Regions from separate parts of the Homo sapiens genome. Here region 2 is linked to region 1. A link is an interaction called in ENCODE POLR2A ChIA-PET data of the cell type or tissue named here. Cell type or tissue: MCF 10A. All regions are shown on one strand. Links, peaks and the distances in the headings refer to the core of each region. The heading gives the core; the rest is flanking DNA. Region 1 has its middle 88 kb from the start of CTNNA1. Region 2 overlaps CTNNA1 (catenin alpha 1).

What was found. Peaks named below come from ENCODE experiments on the same cell type or tissue, not always from the same donor. Only the 100,000 strongest peaks of a DNase experiment are listed, where the experiment ranks them.
Region 2: POLR2A ChIA-PET joins it to region 1 with 5 read pairs; 2 of 35 experiments call an interaction of 5 or more read pairs at or near these places.

Annotation. Positions count from the first base shown.
Region 1 is chr5:138,657,887-138,673,867 of GRCh38, reverse strand. No RefSeq gene overlaps it. Among named protein-coding and RNA genes, the nearest start is that of CTNNA1, 88 kb to the left of the region's middle. RefSeq lists a silencer at 5,075-5,124 and an enhancer at 7,632-8,132. In MCF 10A, for the core only: no CTCF peak of the experiment used is centred there; a DNase peak (open chromatin) is centred at 9,137.
Region 2 is chr5:138,800,139-138,816,119 of GRCh38, reverse strand. It overlaps CTNNA1 (catenin alpha 1), which reads right to left. Exons shown (of 18, transcript NM_001903.5): 4 at 5,916-6,082; 5 at 3,818-3,937. Among named protein-coding and RNA genes, the nearest start is that of CTNNA1-AS1, 54 kb to the right of the region's middle. In MCF 10A, for the core only: no CTCF peak of the experiment used is centred there; no DNase peak of the experiment used is centred there.

The DNA.
Region 1 (15,981 bases), core at 6,379-11,378:
CCACCAGACTCAAGGGGAGGAGAATTAAACCCTATCTCTTGATGGGGGAAGAACAAAGTTCTAGAAGAGCATGTAGGATGGGAGATATTATTGTGAACATTTTTAGAAAATTTAATTTGCCAAAGGCTTGCAGGTTAGAATTCATACTTCCCATGGACTTGCCAACCATCCCAAGAGAACAAGGCCTAAGGTCCCCAAGGATGATGGGGCCAAAAGCACATGCTCCTGTCTGTGCCCTGCCTTACCCTGTGGAGGAAGCCTCCCGAAGACCCAAAAAGAGAAGTTACCTGAGGCCCAGAATGAGTCCTCAGAGAGTCCCCTGGCGAACACTCAGTGAATACATATCGCATCAGAGAGCAAGAGAGCTGCAAACTGTGCTGGGGTCCCATCTCATATGATGCGGCATAATGATGTTGATGGTGAAGATAAGATATTTACTGAGTGCCTATTTGGGAGCAGGCATTTAAATGTATTTTTGTTTTTCATTTAAGCCTCCAAAAGGAAACGTATAACCTTAAATGCACGTCTTAGAAAAGAAAAAAGATTGAAAATTAATGAGCTAAGAATTTATCTTAATAAATTAGAAAAAAAGACACAGCAAATAAACTCAAAGTAGAGGGAAGGAAATGACAAAGTGGAGAACAGAAATTGAAGAAACAGAAAACTAACATGCAGCAGAGAGGATCAGCTAAGCTAGCCACAAGCCAATTGTGTGAAAATTGATAAATCCCTGGTGATAATGATGAAGAAAAAGTTGAAAGAAGGCAAAAATATTCAAAGTCAGGAATGAAAAGAAAGGTATTGCTATGGATGTTACAGGCATTAAAAATAAAATAAGAGGATATTGTGAATAATTTTGTGCCAATAAAACTGAAGGGTATATTCGAAATAGACAAATTGGTTGAATACATAACTTAGCAAAACTGACTCACCTTGACACAGGAATCAGGATAATCCTATAACCATTAAGGAAATGAAATCAGAAGTCAAACATGCTCCAGGAAGAAAATCTCAGGCTTCACTGGCAAGTTCTAATCTTTTTTTTTTTTTTTTTTTTGAGATAGGGTCTCCCTCTGTCACCCAGGCTGGAGTGCAGCGGCGCGATCGTGGCTCATGACAACGTCCACCTCCCAGGCTCAGCCTTCCAAGTAGCTGGGACTACAGGCACGCCCCACCATGCCTGACTAATATTTGTATTTTTTGAAGAGATGGGGTTTCGCCATGTTGCCCAGGCTGGTCTCGAACTCCTGAGCTCAAGTGATCTGCCCGCCTTGGCCTCCCAAAGTGCCGGGATTACAGGCGTGAGCCACTGTGCCTGGCCAAGTTCTAATTCTTAAAACACCCCAGGAGAGTGTTATAATTCCCATCTTCAGATGAGGAAACGGGCTCCAAGAAATCAAGCAACCTGCCTAAGGGCTCAGAGCTAGTAAATGTCAAAGCCAAGATTTTTTTTTTTTTTTTTGACAGGGTCTGGCTCTGTCACCTAGGCTGGAGTACAGTGGCATCATCTTGGCTCACTGCAACCTCCACTTCCAAGGCTCAAGTGATCCTCCCACCTCAGCCTCCCAAGTACCACAGGCACACACCACCGTGCCCAGCTAATTTTTTGTATTTTTTGTAGAGATGGGGTTTCACCATGTTGGCCAGGCTGGTCTCAAAACTCCTGAGCTCAAGAGATCAGCTTGCCTCAGCCTCCCAAAGTGCTGGGATTACAGGGGTGAGACATCACGTCCGTCCTGAAGTCAAGATTTGAACCCTGGTTGACTTGGCTCCAAAGCCAGAAAGTTCAGCCATTATACTCCTCAGCCTCTCCTTCAAATGCTATAGCCAGTAGCATAGATGTGAGGTGAAGGACAAGGCTGTGGTCCAGAAGCCCTAGAGACAAGTATCTGATATGTCCACTCAGAGAAGAAGGAACCTGGAGATCCCCAGGACCCCACTCTGCCATCCTTCAAGACCTATTCAAATGCTACCAGTGCTTCTCTGCAGAGCACCATAAACCCTGCCCAGAGACCCCATAGCTGTCCTAGGCCCCCTCACCTTTAAATGCCTCTGTCTCTGGGCCTTTTCTATATATTGTCTGCTGTGTATCATTCTCACCAAAGTTTTCCAACCTTGGAAATGCATGGCTCCCTGAGAATACAGGTCTTGGTTTGAGAAAGCTGCACTGAAAAGTTAAATGCTAGGCTGGGCATGGTGGCTTACACCTGTAATCCCAGCACTTTGGGAGGCTGATGAGGGAGGATTGCTTGAGCCCAGGAGTTCGAGACCAGCCTGTGAAACACAGAGAGACACTGTCTCTAAAAAAAAAAAAAAAAAAAAAAAAAAATTTTTTTAAAAGAAAATAGAGGGGCATGGTGATGCACCTATAGTCCCAGCTACTCAGGAGGCTGAGGTGGGAGAATCATTTGAGCCCAGGAGTTAGAGGCTGCAGTGAGCTATGATCATACCACTGCACTCCAGCCTGGGAGACCCTGTCTCCAAAAAAAAAAAAAAAAAAAAAAAAGTTAAATGCTGGCACTGTAGCAGATCACTGGGGCTCTGAAAACTGTAAGGCAACTACCAAACTACCATAGTCTTCTAGGCCAGGGGTCTCTAACCACTAGGCTGCGGACCGGTACCAGTCCCTGGCCTGTTAGGAACTGGGCTGCACAGCAGGAGGTGAGTGGTGGGCAAGTAAGCATTACAGCCTGAGCTCTGCCTCCTGTCAGGTCACAGTGGCATTCGATTCTTCTTTCTCCTTTTTTTTTTTTTTTTTTTTTTTTTTGAGATGGAGTTTTGCTCTGCTGACCAGGCTGGGGTGCAGTGGCATGCAATCTCGGCTCACTGCAACCTCCACCTCCCAGGTTCAAGCAACTCTCCTGCCTCAGCCTCCCAAGTAGCTGGGATTATAGGCACCCGCCACCACAACCAGCTAATTTTTTGTATTTTTAGCAGAGAGGGGGTTTCACCATGTTGGTCAGACTGGTCTTGAACTCCTGACCTTGTGATCCACCCACCTCGGCCTCCCAAAGTGCTGGGATTACAGGCGTGAGCCACGCTCCAACCGGCCTTAGAGTCTCATAGGAGCGCGAACCCTATCGTGAACTGCACAGGCGAGGGGTCTAGGTTGTGCGCTCCTTATGAGAATCTAATGCCTGAGTACAGTTTCATCCTAAAACCTCCCTCCGTCTGTGGAAAAATTGTCTTCCACGAAACCAGTCCCTGATGCCAAAAAAGTTGGGGACCGCTGTTCTAGACCACCCAAAATATGTTCTTGCTAAAAGTTATTTTAAGATTTTCACTAAAATAAAAACTAAAATTTAAATATTCTCATGGTAAAATTTGTGGTCCCCGAAGATAGATTTTATAACAAGCATGAACTGCTCCACAACATAACGTAGCATTTCATTCTCTCTTGAAATCAAAATTAAATCCAGTTTAAGTTTTGTGGAATGCTAGATTTTGCTTCCATCTCTTCACCCCCTCCTGGGTAATAGGGTTATCTATCCACATTCTTTACCCAGTAACTGTGAGCAGGGTGGATTTCTCCATACCTTGCCTCGGCTCAGCCATGTGACTTGCCATGAGCAGCAGTATTTTAGCAGATGTGACATGAGCAGAGGTTTAAAATGGGCGTGCACACTGGGACTGTTGCTGGGGTACTTCTGCCATCTCCATGAATGTCCCCTGGCTGGCCTGCTGGTCATGAAAGGAGGATGAGGGACACATAGAGTGGTGCCAACCCATGCCAGCCAAAGCTGGCCTATAGCAATGAACCCCAGCTGGTCCCCAAACACATGCACTAAATAAACACTGTTGTATGCTGCTGAAATTTTGTGATTGTTCTACCGCACTCATTACTGGGACTATGGTTAACTGATACAAGCCCCTTCTTACCAAGATTACCATGTCCTTCAGTACTGGCCATCGGCTGTGGCCAGTTGCCACAGCTAATATGTATGCCCGGCCTGGTTGTGAAGCACATCTGCAGGTGGGGGCTGCAGCCCCACCTCCTCTGTGACAAGTTCAGTCATGGTGTCCTTTGAGAACAAAGGCTCCCAAAACTATAGCCCTTTGTGCTCAGCCCTCATAGGCATACATGGCCCTCAGTGAAATCTGATCGCCTGGGTTTGATTCTTGGATCCATAACCTTAGGAAGTTCACTTAATCTTTCTTTGCCTTATCTGTCAAATGGAAACAATGATAGTACCTACTTCACAGGGTTCTTGTGAGAAATAAGTGAATACGTACAACATGCTTAACACAGTGCCTCCTGGCGCACAGTAAGTATGCACTAAATGCTGTCTATTATTATTATCACACATGTGGTCACCCAAATATTCTTCCTCCTAGGTCCTCCCATCTCAGAGGATGCATCCTCATGAGTGCAGGTTTCTGCCATCGATGGAATTCATACCTTCATTCCCTTTCTGATCTTGAGAGTTCCAACTAACCCTCCTGAGTTGAGACCATCCCACTTTAATCTGGGAAGCATTAAGCCTCCAATCCTAATCTTTGTTTAAAACGTCTGTTTGGAAGTTGTCTTCTGGGTATCCTGCTGCTTGCAGCTTCTCTTTTCTACTCTGAACTACACCAATCCTCATGGGGGTCAAGAAAGTCCACACTTCAAGGACATGAAGCCTGGTTCTCTCCTGCCCCTCGCCCCAGGGATGAAATGCCTTTCATTCTTTTTAGGTGAGCCTGCAGCTGAGAAAAACTAGACATGGTTATTTCCTCAATAGGTCATTCTGCTACAATTAATTCTCAATAAATCTTCACCATGAGACTGAATTCCTCGGCTATGTTTTATTCAGTGTGTACCTCCAGCACTTAGGGCAGAACCCACACTTAGTAGGTGCTTGATAAATGTGTAAATGAATGAATGAAGAATATGAATCACAGGGTGGGAACAATTTTCAAACTATGGGTGGAGAAATCAACATGATCATTCACTGTGTGCCCAGCCTCCTGCTTGACACTGAGGTCCAAGCAAGAAAAGTAACAAGGCACTTGGAGCTTGTAGTCAAGTCCTCAAAGACTAAAGTCTACAAAGGAAACAGAGCTCAACCACACAAATCACTTGCTCTGCCCATCCCACATCAGAGGGAACCCAGTGAAGTGTTGGTTCAGAAGAGGCAGGATGTGGCCTAAGGTCTGAAGGCACGGGAGGGGCCGGGGCAGAGGGCACGGGGGGCCCAGCTTACCCTGAGATAAGGTGTCCCAGAACACCACGAGCAAGGGCACAGCACAGGAATGAGATGGCTATTTGTGGAAAATAACCATGACACCAGCCTGAGCCATTTGTAGCACTTGTGATAGGGAGTCATGGGGGTAAACTTAGCTATTTCAGGCTGTGGGCTCAGTGTTGAGACCTGGAGGTTAGGCTGGGAGTGGATCCTGGCAAAACTGGCCACAAAGACTGGCCTGAGGCGAGGTGTGACAGCACCCACTAGCAGCAGGGCTCTCTTTCCTCTCATTCCAGGACCAGGTGAGATTTGAACCCCTGCCAGAGACTCCAAATATGAGCCCACCACAGGGGCATATCCCTCTGCTCCTCTAAGAAGGTGAAATTTGTATGGGTGAGGAGGCTTTGGTTTCCAGCAACAGAAAAACTCTAGCTAACTTAAGCAAAAAATGATCGTATTAGAAAGAAATGAGGGTGGCTCACAGAATCAAAGAAAATGCTAAAGAGGCTGTCCCAGAAATAGGAGGAAGCAGGACATTGAAATCAAGGGCTATGGAACAATCCCTTTATGGTGCCGCCTTGGGGATACATTAATTCCATCCTTCCTTCTTTCTTTCTTTCCTTCCTTCCTTCCTTCTTTCTTTCTCTTTCTTTCTTTCCTTCCTTCCTTCTCTTTCTCCTTTCTTTCTTTCTCTTTCTTTCTTTTCTTTCTTTCTTTCTCTCCTTCCTTCCTTCCTCTCTCTCTCTCTCTCTCTCTCTCTCTCTTTCTTTCTTTCTTTCTTTCATAGAGACAGGTCTTGCTATGTTGCCCAGGCTGGTCTTGAACTCTTGGCCTCAAGCAATCCTCCTGCCTAGTCCTCCCAAAGTGCTGAGATGACAGGTGTGAGCCACTACACTGGGTCCCATTTTCATGTCATTCCATTTCAGATTCAAGGAGGTGGCCAGGCACAGTGGTTTATGTCTGTAATGCCAGCACTTTGGGAGGCTGAGGTGAGAGGGTCCCTTGAGCCCAGGAATTTGAGATCAGCCTGGGCAACAGAACGAAAGTCCATCTCTATTTTACTTACTTAATTAATTAATTTATTTATTTATTTATTTATTTTTAACCAGAGTCTCACTTTGTTGCCAAGGCTGGAGTGCAGTCTCTGCTCACCGCAGCCTCTGCCTCCCAGGCTCAAGTAATTCTCCTGCCTCATCCTCCCTAGTAGCTGGGATTACAGGCGCTTGCCACCACGCCTGGCTAATTTTTGTATTTTTAGTAGATATGTGGTTTCACCATGTTGGCCAGACTGGTCTCAAACTCCTAACCTCAGGTGATCTTCCTGTCTTGGCCTCCCAAAGTGCTGGGATTACAGGCATGAGCCACCACGCCCAGCCCCATCTCTATTTAAAAAAAAAAAAGGATTCAAGGAGGAGAGAGCATCTGATTGGCCTAGCTTGGGTCACATGCCAATCCCTTAGCCAGGGAATGGAGGTAGCCTTCATTGACAGTCCACCAAGATTACAGCAGCTGAAACAGTTGCCCCAAGCCAAATCTCCAAAGCTGATGCCAAGGCAAATGGATACTGAGCAGGCCAAAACAGTGGCTCTCCATTACAGGACGTGTGCACTGGGAAAACCTAGGGCCCAGTTGGTGCTGCAGGCTGGGGAGAGCGGGAGGATGGAGCAGTTACCTGAACTGATAGGTGTACCCTTGTGACTGGATCCCTAGGCCTCAGAGCCCAGAGTCTACTTCAAATTCCTCCCTTAGGGGCCTTCAGGACTGTTAGGGTGAGATGTGAGCTGGTGTGGAAGAAGGGGCTGTTAAGGTTCTAAGTGGCTGCAGTGAGCTGAGATCACGCCGTTGTACTCCAGACTGCGCAACAGAGCGAGACTCCATCTCAAGAAAAAAAAAAAGGTTCTAGGTGGGAACCCCAGGCCAGTGTTGAGAAGTGAACCCATGAAACTGAATAATTTAATAGTTCCAAAGTGGGAGGAGGGAGGGACTTGGCTTTTCCTGGGATATGGCAAGCATGGACAGTAAGCCCATTCTCAATCTCCAGGATGCCAAGAGGGTCAGGCGTTCCCCCGGCTTCCCCAGGCCCCTCACACCACATGGAATTTCAGAAGATCAGAGGCAGAGGCCAGTGCTCACGCAGGGGAGAAGTAGGGAGAAACCTCCTGCTTCATGCAATTGAAAGAGAGTCAAACGGGGGCGGGGGTTTGTTAGGAAAGTGTAATTACCAAGCCTGCCTGTTCCTAAAGCCTGGCACGAGGAAAATGGGACCATCTGGGATCCTGATGCTGTACAGCGGGGGCAGAGGTAGACTCAGGGCAACCGAAATCTTCTCCTTGTGGTTGGAGCCTCCCTGAGCCTTGTCCAGACCTGGCCCAGCTCAGTCTGAGAGGTGGAATGAGTTCTGAGCACAGGTTGCAAAGGGACTTGTAGGCTCTTCAGGAACCAGGGAGGAGTGGGCTTACAAGAATGTGACATCAGGAGGAGGAGACAAGAAGGTTCTAGATTCACTCTCCATTCTTCCCTGCCCTGCTCAGAGCCACAGGAAGCTGACCTCTGTGGACTTACTGCCCTGGCTTCTTGCCCTCAGCTTCCTGTTGGGTTTGGCCAATGGAAGCCACTGGCAGGAGACTAGCTGATGGGATGAGAAAGAGGTCAGGGCACTCATTCCACACCCTCAGCCCCACTGCTGGGCCTGGGTGTTGGCAGCAGCTGCCTTCCTCTGTAGAAGGCCACAGCTCCCACAGGGCAACAGCTCTCCCCCAGCCACAGCTGTCACCAAGTTCTGCCAATACCACGCCCAGGCACAGTGGCTCACACTTGTAATCCCAGCATTTTGGGAGGCCAAGGCGGGCAGATCACTTGAGGTCAGGAGTTCGAGACCAGCCTGGCCAACATGGTAAAACCCCATCTGCACTAAAAATACAAAAACTAGCCAGGTGTGGTGATGCACACCTGTAGTCCCAGCTACTCGGGAGGCTGAGGCGGAAGACTCACTTGAACCCAGGAGGCGGAGGTTGTAGTGAGCCGAGATCGCACCACTGCACTCCAGCCTGGGTGACAGAGTGAGACTCTGTCTTAAAACAAACAAACAAACGAACGAACCAAAAAACCCACCATGCCTCCTCTTACCCCTTCCAGCCTCCAGGTGCTAAGGGCTTTCTTCTGCAGCCAGGCCCTGGGTGCCTCCCGGCCCTCGTAGTTTCCTGCAGCCCCAGTCGCCTGTCACTAGTCTTTTCATTAGCCTCTCCTCAGCTTACCCTCTGAAGGAGCCACCTTTTTTCTGCAGGCCCCTGGTGGAACAACCTCTTACTATAGCACAGCAGCATGGAAGCCCCCTATCACCTTGGCCCCTTGCTGAGCCCCTTGCTTGCCCAGGGCTGCCTCAGAGAGAACAACAGTCAAGGAATCTCAATCAAGTGTTCTCTGGTGTTTGGCAGAGCCCTTAAGAGGTTATTCTGTCACCTCCCTGCCTCCACACATGGAGAATAGTAGTAGGGCTGAGACTGGCCAACCCAAGAAAGGCCTTCAGCTGAGGAGAGGCCCTGTGGCCTCAGCTGCCCCCAAGGATGGGTTCTTTGGACCCTGCTTTGCTTCTGTTCCTTCTGCTGCCATCTCAGCCGATTCCTTGTCTTGTTAATGAAAAGTGTGCAACTCTGTCCTCCATGGACTCTTCGTAGCAGGGAAGCCAGGGCTCTTTTATAACCTTCCCCTGAACTTCAGCAGTCTTCCACTTACCTCTTCCTTTGCCCAGAGGTAATCCTTTTTTCTGCCCCCACCCACTACCTCTTGCTCAGAGCATGGTGAGGAGCAGGGAGAAAGATTGGGAGCCTTCTCTGAGCCTTGCACTCCCGCCCCAGACCTTGGTTTTCCCAGGAAGCAGCAGGCAGGGGCAGGCCTGTTTCAGACTGAAGGCAAGACAGATGCTCATTAAGGAAGCTGAGAACAGAGGGAGGTGACTAATGGTGTCAGGAGCAGAGCCTAGCGGGAGCAGAGAATTGAGCAACGGGATCAGAATTGAAAGTGGGAGAAAACAGGAGAGGAGAGGAGTCAGCACCCAGAGCCAGCGCGGCTCTCACTCCCAAAGGATTCTCTTAGGAGAAAACACAACCAGCCTCCTCCTACAACCTGCTTCTCTCCCTCCTGAAAGCTGTGATCGTTGAAGACTACTCTGTCACCTTGTGTGGGGGAGGGGTGGCTAGGACATGGATACAGATAAAGGTAAGCTGTTCATCCATTCATTTCACAAACATTCACTAAGTGCCTGCTACATACAGGGCACCAGCAGTGAATCAGACAAGCAGAATCCCCGCCTTCATGGAGCTTATTACCTGATGTATTTAAAATGCAGACTTACGGCCGGGTGCAGTGGCTCACACCTGTAATCCCTGCACTTTGGGAGGCTGAGGTAGGCAGATCACCTGAGGTCAGGAGTTCCAGACCAGCCTGGCCAACAGGGCGAAACCCCGTCTCTACAAAAGTACAAAAATTAGCTGGGCGTGGTGGCGGGCAACTGTAATCCCAGCTACTCGGGAGGCTGAGGGACAAGAATCTCTTGAACTGGGGGGCGGGGAGGCTGCAGTGAGCTGAGATCACACCACTGCACTCCAGCCTAGGTGACAGAGCGAGACTCCGTCTCAAAAAATACAATACAATACAATACAATACAATACAATACAATACAATACAATACAATCCAGACGGCCTACTGTGGCCCACAAAACTGCACATGGTCTCTCCAACTGCACTCTATGCCCCTCTTTCTCTCACTCTGCTGAAGCCACAAAGGCCCTCCTGCTCTGCCCTGAGCATGCCAACTTCACTCCTACCTCAGTGCTCTTGCCTTGGCTGTTCCCTCTGCCTGGAACTCTTTTTCTCCCCGATGTTCTTGTGACTGCTTCCTTCCGGTCATGCAAGTCTCAGCTGAGAGATTTCCCAAGCAGAGAGAAAGGCACTCCAGGGAATATGGAAAGCTTGTTGGCAAGGCCTGGTGTGGGAAAGAGCTGAAGAACTAAAAGGAAACCGGGGTGGATGAGGCAGAGAGGGCAGAGGGAAGTCAGGGAGATTTAAGCCAACCTCCCCTGAAAGTTGACCCTGATCAAAGGCTGTGATCCAGGGAGCAGGTGACGACAGAAGAGAGCCCAAAGGAGAAGAGTTTTTGAGTTGGTCACAGCTTCAAGCAACCAGGGAGCATTCTGAAAAGCTTCATGAAGAATTCGCAACTGTCCACCCAGGGCAAGAAAGAGAGAAGCATTTATCCAGTGGTTCCTGCCCCCCCTTGCCAAGAGTTTCCCCCAAGGAATTAACTGCCCTGCACCACTGGGCTGCCCAAGCAGGAAAGCCAGGCAGTTTCCTGCCAACAGAGAAGCCCTGGGGCAAAGAGCAGGGGCGTAAATTCAGGGGCCTGCGGGTGTGGCACTGCCAGATCACGCATGAACAGGTTGAAGCCAGCGTGGAGCTGGTTGTGGTGCACAAGAGGTGCCTGGTACAGTAAGAGAGACACATCATGAGGATGGAGATGGCAGCTGGAGATAGGAGGGGTGAGTGGTATTTGCCTGAGAAGAGGGTGGAAGCAAGGCAGGCAAATATTTCTGACGTGGGTGGAAGAGGAAGTTGTGGTTTGAGGCATCAGATGGTGCCTCCCTTTTGTGGGGTGCCCAATCAGGGCACTGCCACCCCTACATGTCTCAAGGAGCCCATCTCTCACTTTGTGGGGCATTTACTAAGAGTCCCATAGCATCATTCCATGGGAAGGATGAGGAGGTAGGGTATTGATGTGTTTCTCAAGGTACCTGCATGGAACCCGTGCTGGATGAAAGGCTAGGGAAGAGTCTCACCGCATTTATCATGAGATCTAGCACATTCACTCAGTAATCAGTATCTACTGAGCATCTACTATGTGCCAGGCGCTGTCCTGGGTGCTGGAGGAGTGGCAGTGGGCCCTGCCATTACTGTGCATAACATCCCAGTGTGTGACAGGCAGACTTAGTACCCACTCCACACGTTTCTTTTTTCTTTTTCTTTGTTTTGAGACAGGGTTTCCCTCTGTCACCAGGCTGGAGTGCAGTGGCATGATCACGGCTCACTACCGCCTCAACCACCCAGGCTCCAGCGATTCCCCCCACCTCAGCCTCCCAAGTGGCTGGGACCATAAGCATGCGTCACCATGCCTGGCTAATTTTTAAATTATTTGTAGAGATGAGATCTTGCTATGTTGCCCAGGCTGGTCTTGAACTCCTGAGCTAAAGCAATCCTCCCACCCCAGCCTACCAAAGTGCTGCAATTACACCATGCCTGGCCTCCATGTGTGTTTCAATGTGTACACAGAACAGGCATGTGCTATCTCATGGAAGCCTACAACCCACTCCCTTCCTCCATAATCTCCCCCTGTCCCCACCCACACCCAGCTCCACACAGAGGGCCCAGGTCAGGGGAATAATTCCAACCCCTCACGCTGGGGGCCAGCTCATTCTGATTTCTCAAGAAGTTTAATTTTGCCAACAGCCAGAGGCAACGACAGCAGCTCTGGAAATTTGGCTGCTGGTTCTCTGGGCTGGGATAGGCAGCCCAGAAATAATTACCTCTTTGAGTGCTTTATTGGAATATGCACGTGCTTCCTGCTCTGTAGGGGCTCTTCTCTCCCAGGGCTGCTTCTTAACGTGAGGAATGAATTAGGCCTGTGAGGCTGCTGGAGCTGCTTCAAGGAGCGGGTGGAGGGTAGGTCCGCCTCAGGGAGGGACCTTATCCATCCCCTTTCCTGCAAAACCACATTATACGGACAGGTGTTTGGAGAGCCATCTGCAATCTGTCCGTCGCAAGCACCAAAGCCTCACCACGTTATGGTCCTAGAGTTACCCCCAAGGTCTTCCTCCAACCCTGCACTACGCCGGAAGCGCCTCGCGGAAGTGCCTCCCTGCGCTGGCTGAGGATGGGTGGCCCTGAGACTCGGGCTCTGAGCTCTGAGGGCTGCTTTGCTCTAGGCGTGCCCCCTCTATGCTGTTGCCCTGCGCCTCCTTGCTCGGGGCAAGGAAACAGAATGCTAATGATGATGAGTCCAGGTTTCCCTGGGTGTGGAACCAGCCAGATAGATGGATTCCAGCGCCACATCCTGGCTCCAGCCTCCAGACCTGCCACTGCGCCAAGATGGCCGCCTCCCCTGTGACTGTGGGCAGGAAATGAGGGGAGTGAACAGGCAGAAAGCGGAAGCGAAAGGACTGAAATGCAGGAACAGATTTCATTTTTTTCTGCCCCAAATCTGGTGGAGTGTTCCCAAGGTCACTGAGACTGTCTCCCTGACTCCAGCCCAGTCTGTGGCCTCCCAGCTTCCTAGGGAGCCCAACCCACACCCCCTGACTTGCTGGGCACCTGGACAGGGGGGATGAGGGACTTCAACTCCATGCAGTTATTTCAGCTCCATGATTCAGCTGAAATCCTCCGGGTTCAAGCTGTTGACTAGAATCTGTCTAAAATAATCACCCTCCTTTGATTTAGGCTATAATGTGGTGTTGAGGCACACGACCGAATGGCTGTTAGGGACATAAGGACCTCTAGGCCTGGGAACTCCTGTGGATGCTGCTTGAAGCTCCAGTGCTCCCGCAGGCCCACAGAAGTGTGGTGCTATGCCATTCCTCCCCAGTCTTGGCTTCTGGAAAACTACTCATTCTTCAAAATCCTGATCAAAGATCACCGGTTTGGCCAGATGTGGTGGTTCCTGCCTGTAATCCCAGCACTTCGGGAGGCAGAAGCGGGAGAATTGCTTGAGCCCAGGAGTTCCAGACCAGCCTGGGCAACAAAGTGAGACACTCTCTCTACAAAAATTTAAATATTAGTCAGGCACAGTGGCACATGCCTATAGTCTCGGCTACTTGGGAGAATCACTTGAGCCCAGGAGTCTGAGGCTGCAGTGAGCCATGATCTTGCCATTGCACTCCAGCCTGGGTGACAGAGCAAGACCCTGTCTGTAAAAAAACAGGATCACCTCTTCTTTGAAGCCTTCTCAGATCTGATCCCTTTTCAGGTCTAGCTAATTGCTCTCCTTTGAGTCAATACTTCATTCTGCAAATGGCCTGATCTTGAACAAGTTACTAATGATTATGGGACCTCTGTAAAATGGAGATGATAGATCCCTCACAGGGTTAGCAAGGAGTTAAAGGTAATGTATCTTTAAAACTTTGCATTGTACTTGGCACATGATCAGGGCTCAAAAAATGACGGTTTTTCGAGTGATAATGGCAGTGATTGCACTTTTTCAGTCATCCGTTTACATATCTGTCACCTCTAATAGATTGTGAACTCTTCAGGACAAGGACCACAGTTGAGTCACTGCTGTAGGCATGGCACCCTGGCTGGCTCAGAGTGAGCACCCAATACAGAGTAATGAATGTCAGTGTTGTCATTAAGACACTTACAATAATACCAACTGGCCTTTAACGAGTGTTTGCCATATGCTGGCCACTGTTCCAACTAGTTTACCAAGATTATGTCATTTCATCTTCACAGCAATCCTATAAAGCATTATCATCCCCAATTTACAGATGAATAAACTGCATCTTATCAAGGCTAGACAATTTGCCTGAGGTCTTACTGTAAGAAGTAGGAGATGGAGACAGTTCTTGAACCAGATCAGTCTGACTCCAGAGTTTTTGGTCACCCACCCAACTCCACTGCCCAGTGTGTTCTGTGCTATATTATAATCCTCAGGCCACCTGTCTTTCTTTTCTGCCTGTCAACAGGAATTGGGTTTGGTTTATTTCTGTAGCCACTAAACCCTGCACAGATCCTGGCACACAGTAGGCCACACAGTCAATATTTCTTGGATAAGTAGATGAGAAAAGGAGAAGGAGAAAGGAGATGGTCAAAGGCAATCAAGAAGATAGTAGGGCTGGGTGGGGCAAGAGATGTTCAGTTTTGGGGAGCCATGGGATGTGAGGCTTCAAGTGGGCAGGGAACGGTATGGCCTGGCCCTGGGGCTCACACACCTTTCTCAGGGCTCCTTGTCATTCCCACCATCCTGAGTGCAAGTGCATTTGGAAGGGCATTCCCTTGGGAACAGACTGAAGCTCAGAAGAATCCGGGCTGAAGGCTCAGGTGCCCCCCTTCTCAGGCAGCTCCTTCCCACTCCCAGGACCACTGGCCTGAGTTCGGGGAAACAAAAAGAGGTTTGCAGCATGTGAGCCAGCATTTGGGAGAAGAGCAAACAAGAGCAGACAGCAGCATCTCTGTGCCTTAGGAGACTAAACAGTGGGGGCCAGGGAGTCACCCCCCACTTCCTGAGCTCAACATTCAGGGCCTGACCTGACTCAGGAGGCTTGTAGCTTGGGGGAGCCAGCCTTGGTGGAGGTAAATCTCTCCTGTGAGTGGGTGGGTGCGTCTCTGGTTCCCTGTCCCATCAGCACCCTGGGGTGGGGCCTGCCCGCCAGCTGACCCCAGGACCTGGGTTGCAAGAACCCTTGCCAGCCACTCAGCCTGGCATCTTCAAGCCCAGCTGATGCTAGAGGGAGATGGAGTTTTTAATTTATATTTCTCGGCTTGATTCAGAGTCTGGGCAGCTATTTTGACTGCTTCACTGGAATATTCTTTAATCCTGAGTTTCTTTTTCTCATTATGGCTCGAAAATTAAAATCTCTCTGCCTTGGGCAAATGAAGGCTGAGTGAGAGAAGGCTGCTGCCACCACACATTTCTTATTTCAGTCAATTTGGAAACACCAAATGCTTTTTCTCAGGGCAGGTGACCGAGGGAGGAGGATGGGGCAGAGTTTAGCCTCCTCCTTGCCACGTCCTGGGCATTAATCCTCCCATTATTCCTGCAGCCCTCGCTGACCTGGCCTAATCACAAACTTAATAACACCCTGCACTTACAAAGCTCTTCTCCATGCATTATTTCCAGCAGAGCCTCACAGGAGCCCTACACGGAAGGAAAGCAGGTGTTCTCATCCTCACTTTTATTAACAAGGAACTGAGGGCCCCGCACATTTCATAGATGAGAGATAGAAGCCTCTGAGGTCCTTCGGGAGGTGCAGTCTGGTGGGGGTGGAGAAACTGTGACCCCTCCCCTTCAAGTCCCCTTGCTTCCCAGAAGACAGCGGAGCCAGCACCCCTTCTTCTCATTGCTCCCAGAACACTGAATGGGAGACTCACTCAGGAGTGGCATGATCTAGGGCAGTTCCTGTCCACCCTCTGAGCCTCAACTCCCTTATATTTATTTATTTTTATTTTATTTTATTTACTTTTTAATTTTTTTATTTTTATTTTTTTTGAGATGGAGTCACCCTCTGTCTCCGAGGCTGGAGTGCAATGGCGCAATCTTGGCTCACAGCAACCTCTGCCTCCTGAGTTCAAGTTATTCTCCTGCCTCAGCCTCCTGAGTAGCTGGGATTACAGGCATGTGCCACCACACCCGGCTAATTTTTGTATTTTTAGTAGAGACAGGGTTTCACCATGTTGTCCAGGCTGGTCTCGAACTCCTGACCTCAGGTGATCTGCCTGCCTCGGCCTCCCAAATTGCTGGGATTACAGGCTTGAGCCACCTCGCCTGGCCTATTTTCTTTCTTTTTTTTTTTTTTTTTTTGAGATGGAGTCTTGCTCTGTCTTCCAGGCCAGAGTGCAAGGGTGCAATCTTGGCTCACTGTAACCTCTGCCTCCCAAGTTCAAGCGATTCTCCTGCCTCGGCCTCCCAAGTAGCTGGGATTACAGGCGTGCACCACCATGCCCACCTAATTTTTGTATTTTTGGTGGAGACGGGGTTTCACTATGTTGGCCAGGCTGGTCTCAAACTCCTGACCTCAGGTGATCCATCTGCCTCGGCCTCCCAAAGTGCTGG
Region 2 (15,981 bases), core at 4,324-9,323, 140 kb before region 1:
TGGAAGCTTAAGAAGTTGACTCATAGAAGTGAGGAAGGGTAGTGCGGAGAGGTGGGTAGCCAAAGGTTAGTTATCAGATACAAATATACAGTTAAATAGGAGGAATAAATTCTACTGAAGGAGGCCAATGGACAGTGCCCAAAAGAAATAATGAAGTTTCCATCAGGCTGGGCCCTTAGGACAAAATTAGTATTTGTTTAATTTCCAAGAAAAGCATTCGTCTACTGGAATATACACCAAGGCCCAAGCCTATAAAAGACCATTTTGTGAACGGGGGTACACAGGAGCCCACAACCAGTCTACTCAGTGAATTCTCTTTCAGGAGGCTAAGGCTAAAAACTTAGGCCCAAGGAAAACTACAAATGACTCATGACTTACTATAAACCCAAGAAAATGCGAATACGTATCATTCAAAATTCTGGCAGAAAAAAATAGAATAAAATCAAATCGGGTGACTCAAAGGCAGTTTAGAGACTATACTATCATACATAGGTATGGACAAAATACAGAAAAACTACAAAGCTGGTAGGACACTTAGGAATGAAGGGACAAGAGGAGGCAGCAGTTACCAAAACCAGGGAGCAAGATGTGTAGAGAATGCCATCACTTTTAGCAACCCAGGGCACCCAGCAGGAAAGAGGCCTAAGAGTAACACCCTAGCATCACTCTATCTCCTTTGACCTCCTGCTGGTGCTCCCACTCACCAAGCCCAAGCAGGAGCCCACAAATGAAATCCAGGCAGGTTAGGTTCCTGGGGCAGAGAATAGGGTAAACAAGGGTGGGAAACAATATGGAAGGGCAAACAGAAGATTATCCAGCATGTATATAATAATTCCAATATTTCTGTGACATCTTATTTCAGAAAACTTTGGCATTTGCTACTACTTTCAAAAAAAAACACATGAAAAAAATACATAAGGGATTATGTTCAAGGAACTCTTCACAGATCCATGGAACATGGTATTAAAACTTAGGCATTGAGAAGTATTTGGCTTTGGAAAAAAGAAAAAAAACAACTCAGGTAGCATTACTTTCTAGTAAGTTTCTTGAATAGCATACAAAATTCCAGACAGAGTGTGGTGGCTCATGCCTGTAATCCCAGCACTTTGGGAGACCGAGGCAGGTGGATCACAAGGTCAGGAGTTCAAGAGTAGCCTGGCCAAGATGGTGAAACCCCGTCTCTACTAAAAATACAAAAATTGGCTGGGTGTGGTGACAGGCGCTTATAGTCCCAGCTACTCGGGAGCCTGAGGCAAGAGAATAGCTTGAACCCAGGAGGTGGAGGTTGCAGTGAGCCGAGATCGCACCACTGCACTCCAGCGTGGGCGACAGAATGTGAGTCCACCACAAAAAAAAACAAAAAAAAACCCATCTATTTACTTATTCCGCCATTTTGCAATGATGCACAATAGTGGCAATCTTAATGTTTATTTTGTCTAAATAACAGTCAGTCTTCATAAACCAAGCTCAGACTACGTTTTAAACCAGTAGGACTATTTGCCAAATTGTATCTTTTAAATATAACTTAATATTTACTTCACATATTCAAAAGAGAATTTGTATCAAACCCATTAATTAAAATAAATTGTGAATGTAATTTGGCCGGCTTGCCACATTTATAGGATTACCATTCTATTAAACAAGTTCTTCTCAGGATCAATTAGCTCCAGCAAAAAGAAAAGATACTTATAATTTATATGATGGAGACTAAGCCAATACAAAAATAAATTATAAAAGCACACTGACGGGAGGCTGAGGCAGGATAATCACTTGAACCCGGGAGGCGGAGGTTGTGGTGAGCCGAGATTGCACCATTGCGCTCCAGCCTGGGCAACAAGAGCGAAACTCCATCTCAAAAAAAAAAAAAAAGCACACTGAGCCTACACTAACTTGGGTATACCAACCTAGCTATATTACCATGTATAATCTTAAGTACTAGAAATGCAAAACCAGGATCTCATATATAAGTTAGTCTGATCACATCTTATGACTTGAAATATAAGCAATAAACTATTATTCACCAACTGCCTACTGAGAAGGGCCTTCTTAGTGCCTGGCACTATATTAAACACTGTACATATATTATTTATTTGAATCCTCTCAACCCTATGGCATAGATTTTTAATACTAATGTAAATATAACCAAATGACTAAGAAGCCCCCAGAAAAGAAGCTGTCATATATTAGACTTTAATAGCATTTAGCTAGCCACAGTGGCTCATGCCTGTAATCCCAGTACCTTGGGAGGCAGAGGTAGGAGGATCTCTTGAGCCCAGGAGTTCAAGACCAGCCTGGCAACATGACAAAATCCTGTATCTACAAAAAGTACAAAAATTAGCCGGGTGTGGTGTCCTGTGCCTATAGTCTCAGCTATTCAGGAGGCTGAGGTGGGAGGATCACCTGAGCCTGGGGAAATCGAGGTTACATGATGCCACCACTGTACTCCAACCTGGGCAACAGAGTGAGATCTCCTGCCTCAAAAAAAATTTTTTTATGTGTTTACTGACAACCATCTTGCTGTAATGAAAAAAGTCTATAGCAGTCATAGCACGTTGCCTACCCAAATCCATTCCCTACTCCCACTACTCCCAACCCAACTTTCTACTACCTGTCAGACCTTTTGTCGGGTGTTTCTGTCCTCAGGAAAGCTACCCCTTAACCCAGAGCAGAAGGTGGATCTGGATTATTCTGAGTCAGGCAGACTCCTTTCCTCTTGCCAGGGATAACTGAGGAATAGGCATGTTGCACAATTCAGATTTAGGACAAGTCTACTAGGAGCTTCTAGATTGTTTGCTTATAAAGAGAGACATATGGAAGGAACAGTCCTTTTTGTTCTCACTGGACATATTATGTGCAGATGTCATGCAAAGAGCCTCTGCAGCCACCCAGTGCCAGGCACACTGAAGACGATAGTGATGAAAAATATCAAGAACCTGGATCCTTGATGATACTGCAAAGCCCTTATATTTAACAACCCTGAAGTCACTTAGCCTAACTCAGGACTTATACTTAATGAGAAAATAAATCCCCCATTTTTCAAGCAGTTTGGGAGCTGGGTTTTCTGCAAACTCCAGTGCAAAGTATCCTAACTGATAAAGGTACTAGCTAACAACAACTATTCTTCTTGGGGCTTGTTTTAAAGTAAGAATGTAAAGCGTAAGCTTGATCAGGACTATGAAAGATATAAGAAGATGGATAGCAATATATGGATCTTCCTTGAAGAATATACACCTGAAATACACAGCGTCCAACAGCAAGGGCACAGGAAGGGTTTCAAAGCACACCAACAGTGAAAATGCCGAAGGGTCAAAGGGCTACTGGAGCTTGGAAAAGTTAACACTGATCCTCATGCCACACAATGGAAAATACTAATAACAATAAGAAACAGTTAAAAAGTAACAAGACACGGGGCTGGTGGGGCAAGGTATGGAGATACTTTCTGATACAGAGATAATTCCAGTATATTTAAATGGATTAAGATTTTATTAAAAATCTGAACAAAACTGCACCACTAATTCAGGTTAATCCTTAAATACACAAAGACCTATTACCTCTCCAGACACTACCTTCATCACAAGTTGTCAAGCTACTTAAGATAAAATGTTCACAAGAATTAAAATAGGAGCATAACATGAATGCAATGTAATTACAACTTTATTAACAGCACAATACTGAAAAGACACCTTAGTTTAAATGTTTTAATGGAACTATATTGGCGAAGGTAAGTAATGGTACTTTCAGAAAACACACAGAATGAGTTTTTCCCTCTAGATAGTAAAATGAACAACTTTAATATATCCCCAAATCATGACTGTACCTGTTGTCTTTTGGCTGCCATAATGTTCAGCTTATCCACTTCAGGTTTTAGGGCTTTATACTGGATTCCTAAGTCTTGTTCATTGCCAGCATTCCTCAACTTCAAGATACCATCTTCCACCTATAAAATAAGAAAGACCCCAAAACCCAAAAATTCTGAATGTAGGTCTGTAAAGAAGATGGCATCCTAGGAATTTTCATTCCTGTTAACAACTACTCAAAAAGCAACCCAAACTTAGCTCTCGAGTTTGCGCATGGTCTTCTAACATTTAAACAGCAATTACACAGGAGCTTCATAGTGGGAAAAACACTAATATTGGCCTCTAAAAGTACAAAATTCCCTCCCCCTTCCCCTCCCTCTCCCTCTCCCCACGGTCTCCCTCTCCCTCTCTTTCCACGGTCTCCCTCTGATGCCGAGCTGAAGCTGGACTGTACTGCTGCCATCTCGGCTCACTGCAACCTCCCTGCCTGATTTTCCTGCCTCAGCCTGCCGAGTGCCTGCGATTTGCAGGCGTGCGCTGCCACGCCTGACTGGTTTTCGTATTTTTTTGGTGGAGACGGGGTTTCGCTGTGTTGGCCGGGCTGGTCTCCAGCTCCTAACCGCGAGTGATCCGCCAGCCTCGGCCTCCAGAGGTGCCGGGATTGCAGACGGAGTCTGGTTCACTCGGTGCTCAACAGTGCCCAGGCTGGAGTGCAGTGGCGTGATCTCGGCTTGCTACAACCTCCACCTCCCAGCCACCTGCCTTGGCCTCCCAAAGCGCCGAGAGTGCAGCCTCTGCCCGGCCGCCACCCTGTCTGGGAAGTGAGGAGCGTCTCTGCCCTGGCCACCCATCGTCTGGGACGTGAGGAGCCCCTCTGCCTGGCTGCCCAGTCTGGAAAGTGAGGAGCGTCTCTGCCCGGCCGCCATCCCATCTGGGAAGTGAGGAGCGCCTCTTCCCGGCCGCCATCCCACCTAGGAAGTGAGGAGCGTCTCTGCCCGGCCGCCCATCGTCTGAGATGTGGGGAGCGCCTCTGCCCCGCCGCCCCGTCTGGGATGTGAGGAGCGCCTCTGCCCGGCCGCGACCCCATCTGGGAGGTGAGGAGCGTCTCTGCCCGGCCGCCCCGTCTGAGAAGTGAGGAGACCCTCCGCCTGGCAACCGCCCCATCTGAGAAGTGAGGAGCCCCTCCGCCCGGCAGCCGCCCCATCTGAGAAATGAGGAGCCCCTCCGCCCGGCAACCACACCGTCTGGGAAGTGAGGAGCGTCTCCGCCCGGCAGCCACCCCGTCCGGGAGGGAGGTGGGGGTCAGCCCCCGCCAGGCCAGCCGCCCCGTCCGGGAGGGAGGTGGGGGGGTCAGCCCCCTGCCCGGCCAGCTGCCCCGTCCGGGAGGGAGGTGGGGGGGTCAGCCCCCTGCCCGGCCAGCCGCCCCGTGCGGGAGGTGAGGGGCGCCTCTGCCCGGCCGCCCCTACTGGGGAAGTGAGGAGCCCCTCTGCCCGGCCGAAACCCCGTCTGGGAGGTGTACCCAACAGCTCATTGAGAACGGGCCATGATGACAATGGCGGTTTTGTGGAATAGAAAGGGGGGAAAGGTGGGGAAAAGATTGAGAAATCGGATGGTTGCCGTGTCTGTGTAGAAAGAAGTAGACATGGGAAACTTCATTTTGTTCTGTACTAAGAAAAATTCTTCGGCCTTGGGATCCTGTTGATCTGTGACCTTACCCCCAACCCTGTGCTCTCTGAAACATGTGCTGTGTCCACTCAGGGTTAAATGGAAAAAATAAATAAATAAATAAAAGTACAAAATTTAATGTATCTTGGTTTCTCAACTCCAGAACTCTACAAGGAAAATATTTAATCATTACTGGAAAAAGGGAAGGAGTCAAAACAGTATCTTTGCTACAAGTTCTTCATTACAGCCAAGACAACACTGGCTCAGAACAGAGCCAGGATGATATATACTTGGAATAGAGGAGTAAGTGGAAATTAAACAAAAACATCTCTGGTCCATTGAGATAAACCAAATTCAAAACCAAACTAAATCCTAAGGAATACTGAACTAAGGAAGGCCAGTAGCAATCTTCCTGTGATAGAACAAATTACAGACATAGGCCTGTATACTTACAACTTTCAGCTGAACAAGTAATTTGTAGACATCTGCCATGTCAGCCAAAATCAGCAACCGGGTAACAGCAGAGAGCAAAGCTCGAGCTGCCCGAACCATGTTGCCTCGCTTCACAGAAGAGCAGGGATCATCTGCGAACTCTCCTGCAGCAGCCTTCATCAAATCACCTGTTTTACAGAATGAAAAACAAACTCAGCAAGAATGAACTCAAATAACTGATCTACATTTTTAAAAATATAAAAATAATCCAAACTTTGTATATTTCATGCACAAATTTAGTTTAAGAGTTTTCATTTTTGTTGTTGTTTGCTGTTCCTTTGTTTGTTTTATAGCTATCACTAAAAAAAGCACCTTCATATATTGCTGGTGAAAGCAAAATATCTGGAAAGTGACTTGGCACTATATATCAAGAGGCTTAAAAATATTTCCCTTTGATCTAATAATGTTCCTTTAAAAAAAAAAGGGCATTATATGTATCCAAAAAAAAGAAAAATTCAAGATTTGAACAGGAGAAAAAACATATCTAATAAAATCTACTCTCACATCCATAGAATACAGAAACAGGGCCACAATTATGCAGAACCACCACACTTCATTAATCATCCCAACTACATGATGTGTACAGCCATAACAGAGACTCACTGGTATGTGAAAATACAGAGCTCAGCCATTGATTCATTCATTTCCTTCACAGAACACTACCAAAAGCTCACATGCTCAATAAGCATCTAGTTAAGTAAATTATGGTATGGCCTACAATTGACTATTATGAAAATATTTATATATATGAAAAATGTTAAGCAGAAACAAATGAAATCATAAATGTATGCTTCTTTTTAAATACAGAGGAAAGACTGGAGTCAAAAGGCAAATAATAGTTATCATTGGGTTACACACGGCCTCTTTACATTTCGTACTTATAAAAAGTTTCTATAATGAAGAGGTATTGTATCTATAATTTTTTAAAAACTAGCTAAAAACATATAAAATAGATTTTACTATAGCTTATAGGAATATCCAACTTATACAATCCTGAGCTCAAGAATTTATTTATAGGCTGGGCATGGTGGCTTACACCAGCAATCTCGGCGCTTTGTGAGGCCAAGGCAGGAGAATCTCTTGAGCCCATGTGTTTGAGGTTGCAGTGAGCCATGATTGCACCACTGCACTCTAGCGTGGGTGATAGAACAAGACCCTGTCTCTTTAAAAAAATTTTTAAAAATAATTTATAACATTTCCTAGAAACTTGTGAAACTTATACTTTCTGTCATTTGTGTCTTAAAATTATTTACAGTGCCCATTGCCACTCTTTTCTTACAGCTAGAAGCAACTAAAGGGCCAGTGTTGTGTCTTGTCCACTGGTTATACAAATAGGGCCTCTATGGAGACTATCTTTGGAATCCTGGAAAAGCAATTACTCCCTCCTTTGGCTAAGCAAGCCCACTTCAGTTCACATTAAAGCCTAAAACCCATTCACACTCTCATGTCTTCCCTGAATTTTTTTTTTTTAAGGCACTTTCAAGAAGACTAGCTATTTCTCAACAGACCTATCAAATTTCTCCTAGCTATCATCTTTGGATGCACAACACAAGCAGAAGAGGGGGGAAAAATTGCCTCACATGCATATATTAATTAGGCTTAGAAGCACTGTATAATTCTAAGAGTAAAGATACGCTCCACATATTTGTCAGGCCAGAAAAAAACTTCCAATGAATTATATAGTTAAAAGGTTTTCCTGGATCTAACACAGTCTTCTCTCTTACATCTTCAGGAAGATACAGACATATGGCAATCATTATGTGGATTCGTAACATTAATGCTAGTATCTTCTGGTATTTTAAAAGATGGAGATCATTCATTCTTTTATTTGTTCAACAAATGTTTGAGCACCCATCGCACATCAAGGGCATACCCTACTGGAGCTCTATGGAGGGAAGGAGGGAGACAAAAAATTAACAACTGGTTAAGACACGGCATTTGGTCTCAAAGGGTTCACAAATTATAGAGTATTACAATGCACCCAAAAATTAAATAGCCTTGTGAACAAGGTGCTCTGGAAATACGCTGAAGAAAACTATTTACTCAGGGAAGAATTTATCTGAAAAGCCATGCAGAAAGAGATATTTGCCTTAAAAATATATTAATAATGTCTTAGGCTGGGCACGGTAGTTCACACCTGTAATCCCAGCACTTTGGGAGGCTGAGGTGGGTGGATCACCTGAGGTCAGAAGTTTGAGACCAGCCTGGCCAACATGGTGAAACTCCGTCTCTACTAAAAAAATACAAAAAAATAGCCAGGTGTGGTGGCAGGCACCTGTATTCCCAGCTACTCGGGAGGCTGAGGCACAAGAATCACTTGAACCTGGGAGGCGGAGGTTGCAGTGAACCGAGAACACGCCACTGCACTCCAGCCTGAGCAACAAGAGTGAAACTCCATCTCAAATATATATATATAAATACTGTCTTAAACAATATTACTACCAAACAAGAGAGAATAAGCAAGAGATGTTGACCCTATATAATAAGCAGAACTTCACCTAATTTAGCACTTACTACACACTAAAAACAAACAAATCCACTTCCAAAACACAAAGCTGAACATAACATCCCTGCCTTCAAATAATTTATCCAGAAAAGATGGATTTGACCATTAAGAAATTATGTGGCATTTTAACATACAAGCTGTAAGAAAGAAAACACAAGGTGTCATGGGAATTCAAAGGAGGAAGCACTAACAACTAGTTTAGGGAAGAAATGAATACCAGCAACAGCTTTATGGAAGGCTTGGTACTCTGAAATGAACCCATCCCTCAAAGGAGAGGAAGGATGTGGGCAGCAGAGTTAAGGGAGTTACCACCTCAAGCAGAAGGAACAGTAACATAATAATGTCCAACACTGGCTGGGTGCAGTGGCTCACACCTATAATCCCAGGACTTTGGGAGGCTGAGACCGGTGGATCACTTGAGGTCAGGAGTTCAAGACCCATCTGGCCAATATGGTGAAACCCCATCTCTACTAAAAATGCAAACAGCCAGACATGGTGGCAGGTGCCTGTAATCCCAGTTACTCGGGAGGCTGAGGCAGGAAAATCACTTGAACCCAGGAGGCGGAGGTTACAGTGAGCCGAGATTGCGCCACTGCACTCCAGCCTGGGCAACAAAGCGAGAGTCTGTCTCAAAAAAAAAAAAAAAAAAAAGTCCAACATCTACTCTATGGCACTACACATATTTTTAAAATTCTGTCACCCACCTAGAGAGTAAGTGGTATTAGCCTTTGCTTACAAATAATGCAACTAAAGCTTATACAGATTAACTAACTAAATCCCTGCCACCTAACTAGTAAATGGCAGAGTCAGGATTTGTAATGCCAGTATTTATGCTCTTTGTAGAACCACTTATCATGCTGAGGTATACAATAAGGCTTGTATATTATATATTAATATATAATTCATATATTAATTAGGCTTAGAGGCATAATATCTAGTCTGAATTATCTAGTCTAACTGAGGAGTAAGGGATATGCTTAGAAGAAGCAGAAGATGGGAGTAGAAAGGCCAGAGACAAACAGAATTCAATTCCCTCAACCAGAGTGAAGTCAAAGTAAAGAGGATTAACCTATCTAAAGTACATACAATAAACCTAACCAGAGAGATGGATCAGAAAGCTACAGTGAGAGCCCAGAAGAGAGTAGTAGTAAATTACAAAGGCAGGGGTCAAAAGATCTGATCACCTTTGATTAAGCACAGTACATTATTTAAAGGTTGCAAGCTAGGGCCTTTCTGAGCGGGAGAAGAAAGCCAGAGATGTATGAAAACACATGAGTTGGGAAAGATTTAGAAAAAAAAAAAAGTTAGGACCCTCGAGACTGTGGACAGCAGAGTAAGGAGAGGAAGATTCTGCAATAAAAGAAACAATGAAGAGAACCAAGACTGTCAAAAACAAGAAGGCCAGACTTGTAAGAGAAAACTGGTCAACCAAAACAAATGTAAACATAGAGATCAATCAACTTTGAGAATCCAGAAATATATTCTGATTTTAACAAGAGTGCCGAGAATATTCAATGAAGAATGGTCTTGTCCACAAATGGTGCTAGGACAAGTGCAATATGCAAAAGAATTAAGTTGGACCCCTATCTCACACCATATACTTACAAAATTTATCAAAACCTAAATGTTAGAGCTAAAATTATAAAACACTTAGAAGATAACACTGGTGTAAGTCTTCATGACCTCTGATTCACAATGGTTTCTTAGCTATGACACCAAAAGTACAAACAACAGAACAAAAAACAGGTAAGTTTGACATCATCAAAAAAATTTAAAATTTTGTGCTTCAAAGAACACTACCAAGAAAGTAAAAAGACAATCCACAAATGAAAGGAAATTTCTGCAAATTATAAGGATCTAGTATCCAGAATATATAAAGAACTCTTATACTAAATAATTTTTTTTTTTAAGTTGGCTGCAGTGGCATGTGTCTGCAGTCCTAGCTACTTGAGAGGCTGAGGCAGGAGGACTGCTTGAGCCCAGAAGTTAGCATCTAGCCTGGGCAACATAGCAAGACCTGGCTTCTTTAAAAACAAACAAACAAACAAAAATAGACCAATAATCCAACTTAAAATAGGCAAAGGATTTAAACAGGTGCCTGTCTGAAGATTTAGAAATGGCCAACAAGCACATGAAAAGATGCTCAACCTCACTAGCCATCAGGTAATACAAATCAAAACCACACAAAGATATCACTTTGTACTTAGTTAGGATGGCTATAATAAAAAAGGCAGATAATAGCAAATGGCAAGAATATGAGGAAATTAGAACTCTCATACCCCAATGCTGGGAATGTAAAAAGGTGCAGCTACTTTGGAAGACAGTCTGGCAGTTCCTCAAAGGGTTAAATGTTATCATATGACTCAGTAATTCCACTGCTAGGTGGATATGGTTTGGATCTGTGTCCTTGCCCACATCCCATGTCAAACTGTAATTCTCAATGTTGGAGGTGGGGCCTGGTGGGAGATGAGTGGATCATAAGAGTGGTTTCTCATGAATGGGTTAGTACCAACCTCTTGGTGCTGTTCTTGTGATGGTGAATGAGTTCTCATGAGATCTGGCTGTTTAAAGGTGTGTGACACCTCTCCCACCCCCTCTCTTGCTCCTCCCCACCATGTTAGATGCCTAGCTCCCCATTTCCCTTCCACCATGATTGGAAGCTTCCTGAGGCCACCCCAGAAGGAGAAGACACTATGCTTTCTGTACAGCCTCCAGAACCTTGAGCCAATTAAACCTCTTTTCTTTATAAATTACCCAGTTTCAGGTATTTCTTTATAGCTATGTGAGAACGGACTAATATAAGCTGGTGCAAAAGTAATTGCAGTTTTCATCACCTTTTTTTTAAATGGCCAAAACCATAACTACTTTTGCACCAACCTAATACATAGCTACACAACTAAAAACCTGTACATGAATACTTAGTGTCACTATTCATAACAGCTGAAAAAGCAGAAAGAACCCAAACATCTACCAACTGAAAAACAGACATACAAAATGTGGCATTATCCAGTATTTAGCCGTAAGAAAAAATGAAGTGCTGATACATGTGCAACATGGATGAACTTTCAAAACATATGTTAAGTGAAAGAATACTGTATTGTTCCCTTTATATGAAATCGCCATTTGCCACAACAGGCAAATCCATAGAGACAGAAGGTAATGCTTGCTGGGCAGTGGGAAGCAGGTAAGAATGAGGACTAACTTCCAACAGGTAAAACTAGGTTTCTTTCTAGGATGATGAAAACATCTGAAACTACACAGTGGTGATGGCTGCACAACCTAATAATATACTAAAAACCACTGAATTGTGCACTTTAAAATGATGAATTTTATGTATGTTGAGTTATAGCTCAAAAAACACAAAGGAAAAAAAACCAGTATTGAATGCAGTAACATGAAAGAGCACAGGCTCTGGAGCTGGATATAGGCCTAAGTTTTGGCTTTGCCACTTGCCAGCTATGCAACTAGACTTTATGATTCTGTTTCCTCCTCTGCACGATGTGTAGAATACCTGCTGTGAGTGTCAATTAAGATACCTTGTAAAATGCCTAGTTCAGTGCCTTGCAGCAAGCACTAGGAGACAAAATAGGGTTGGTAGAAATGATTAATTCTAGGTAAAACAAGATCAGAAGACAGAGAAAAGGTCTTCATTGTGTTTCATCAGTATTCACCTATTCAACAGCAATCTTCAAGAGCATTCATGCCTCTTTCAAAACATGCTTACTGATCACCTTCTATCAGCCAGGCACTATTCTAAATGCTCCAGGAAATTAACCAACCAGGCCAGGAAAAAATCCCGGGCTCCAGGGAACTTACATTCTAGTGGGAGAGAAAGACAATAAACAATAGTACTGGAGTAGGGTCGGGGGCAGTGACAGAAAGGAGGACAGAGAGAAAAGGGATGTAAGATACAATTTAAAATAGGGGGATCAAGGTAGGCCTCCTTGAAAAAATACCATTTGATTTGAAGACAGTCTTGACAAAGGAATCACAGGAATAATGTGGCTATCTGGAGGAAGAGCATTCCAGGTAGAGGGAACACCAAGTCAAAGATCTAAAAAGATTATGGAAGGCCAAGGAAGCCAATGTGGCTAGCACAAGACAACGAAGAAGACAAGTGGCTTTCTGGGAGTTGCACACACCAGATTTCAAGGGTAATAAAGTAAGTTATAAATAAGACTGCTCTTTCAAGAATTTGGCCTGAGACCAGACACGGTGGCTCACATCTGTGATCTCAGCACTTTGAAAAGTCCAGGCAGGAGGACCACTTGAGACAAGGAGTTCAAGACCAGCCTACGTAACATTGTGAGACCTCATCTCTACAAATAATAAAGAAAAATTAGCCAGGCATGGTGGCATTCACCTATAGTCTTAGCTACTTGGGAGGCTAAGATGGGATGATCGCTTGAGCCCAGGAAGCCAAGGTTGCAGTGAGCCACGATCATGCCACTGCACTCCAGCGCATGGGTGACAGACCCCATCTCCCAAAAAAAAAAAAAAATTTGGCCCATTACCAGGAGGAAAAGCAAGGGCTACTAAAGGAATTATTTTCTACTTTATTTTCAATTTTATGTAGCACCTATAATCCCAGCACTCTGGGAAGCTGAGGCAGGAGGATCACTTGAGCCCAGGGAGTTTGAGACCAGTTTGGGCAACATAGTGAGAACCTGTCTCTATTTAAAAAAAAAAAATTAATTAGCTAAGTGTGGCGGTGCATGCCTGTAATCCCAGCTACTCAGGAGGCTGAAGTGGGAGGATCACTTAAGCACACGAGGTCAAGGCTACAGTGAGCTGGGACTGCACCACTGCACTCCAGACCACTCCAGCGCAAGACCCTGTCTCAGAATATAAAAATCTTGTGTAGGGGTAACCAGTATAATAGAGAATAAGATCATAAACTCAGAAGTCAAAAAACAAAAACCACAGCTTCACCACTTAATAGTCTCAGGTTCCACAGTTGTAAAACAGAGATAACAATACTGATCATCTTCACTTTGCACAGTAGCACAGGACTGTAAAAATGACCATACAAGCTGAAACAGTGCAACCTGATCTTAATCAGAGATTAATCACAGAGAATTATGATTCTCCCGTAACCTTTAAAAATTTTTGGCAGTTTCCAACATCATATTTGGAGAAAAGAAAAAAATAAATTTTTAAAAAATAAGACCCCCCAAAATTTTGTCAGCCAGGCATGTGAGCTCACAACTGTAATCCCTGCACTTTGGGAGGTCAAGGTAGGAGAATCGATTGAGCCCAGGAGTTTCCTGAGATCACCCTGGCCAACAAAGTGAGACCCCATCTCTACAAAATAAAAATTAAAAATAAATACTTTTGTCTATGCATTAAAAATTCCTTTATTGTCTATTATAAATGTATAGGGATATGATATAGTCAACTAATATTTGCTTAATGTACTAAATTAAAACATTATAAACACTGAGACAAAATATTTTATTTCCTTGTGAAAAAAAATTTTCAAAAGTAGTTTGAACAATGCTTCCCTGCCTTCTTCTTGTCATTTACATTAGGGTGCAGAATGAGCATCTTTTTAATCCCTTGGCGAATCATCATATTTCTTTCTAAGTTTGGACCCATTTCCAACATTTTATCCAATATCTACGCTTATTTGTCATGAATATCTTCAAGAGTTCCTTTAATGTGTCGTTTTTAATGACATCACACATTCTCTTGGACATCACAACCACATTCCTCATTTAAGTCGAGAAGTTTGCCTTCACTAAGTAGTTCTAGCTGCATAGCTAGAGTTTTAAATAGCAGCAGGGTCAACATTTCCACAATCAGCTATTTCTTCCCTTTATATTCTAATCAAATTTCAATTCCAGGTCTATCACTTTTCATTTCTTTGTTGCACATTCATCTTTGTTGTGTTGAATAATCTTTCAATTATTCAATTCTGTCAAGTAGTTCATGTGGGTTTATCACTAGGAGAAAAGGAAGCAACACAACTACACACTTTGCATAAACTGAACAGATTTGCAGGGAACTATCACCAACAGACTTTGAAAGAAGTGACATGACTGGTCATGATGCACATCGGTTATTTATGCAGCTATTTGTACACTTAAAAGCTAGCAGCGAAGTTTGTACAGCCACCCTTGAACAACACAGTTTGGGTTTGAATTGCATGGGTTTATTTATACGTGGATTTTGTTCAATAAGCATATTGAAAATTGTTTCAGAGATTTGCAACAATTTGAAAAAAACTCATCATGTAATCCAGAAGTACCAAAAAATTAAGAGAAAGTTAGGTATATCATGAATGCATAAAATATCTGTAGATACTAGCCTATTTTATCATGTACTACCATAAATATACACAAACCTATCACAGAAAGTTAACCAATCAAAACTTATGCACACAAACACAGGCCGTACATGGTGCCATTCGCAGTCAAGGGAAATATAATCAAACATAAAATTAATTGTAGTACACACTGTACTACTGTAATAATTTTGTAGCCATCTCCTATTGCTATTGCAGTATGGTCAAGTATTGTGAATATCCACTTAAAATGCCATATGATGCATCTGCATGCGATGCTAATCATCTCCACCTGAGCAGTTCACAGCCAGTAAATTGCATGACAGTGAAAAGTGATCATTCGTAGTTCTCATTCATCATGTTTAGTACAACACTCAAAACATTGAGAAACACCATGAAGCTAATACAAAGTGCCACTAGTGATGCTGGAAGTACTACCAAGAGGTAAAGAAAAGTCATGACATTGTAAGAAAAAGCCGAACTGCCTGATACATACTGTGAATTGAAGTCTGCAGCTGTGGTTGCAGGCATGAGCCACCGTGCCCACCCTTCTGTTGCACTTTTTTTTTTTAGACGGAGTTTTGCTCTTGTTGCCCAGGCTGGAATGCAGTGGCGCGATCTCAGCTCACTGCAACCTCCGTCTCCCAGGTTCAAGTGATTCTCCTGCCTCAGCCTCCCGAATAGCTCGGATTACAGGCATGCGCCACCATGCCTGGCTAATTTTTCTATTCTTTTTTTTTCAATAGAGACAGGGTTTCTCCATGTTGGTCAGGCTGGTCTCGAACTCCTGACCTCAGGTGATCTGCCTGCCTTGGCCTCCCAAAGTGCTGGGATTACAGGTGTGAGCCACTGCACCTGGCCTTCTGCTGCACTTTTTAATGGCATTTGGGAACCCTTCTCTTGGTCAGCAGAAGCTGCTTCCCCTGTTATCTTGACATTTTTAAAGCCACATCTCTCTTAAAGTATCAAACCATCCCTTGCTGGCATTAAATTCTTCAACTCTAGATCTTTCACCTCCCTTTTGCTTTAAATTGTCATATAATGACTTTGCTTTTTCTCGAATCTTACTAGTCTATAGGTATGCCTTTCTTATAGCAGCCCTGCACCCACACAGAAGCTGCATTTTATCTTGTGTTGACAAGATAAAATTATTTTCATAAAAAGTGCAGGGGTTTTCATGCTTGCTGCTGTAGCAGCTACAGCTTCATGGATTTTCTTTTTTTACAGTGGTCTGC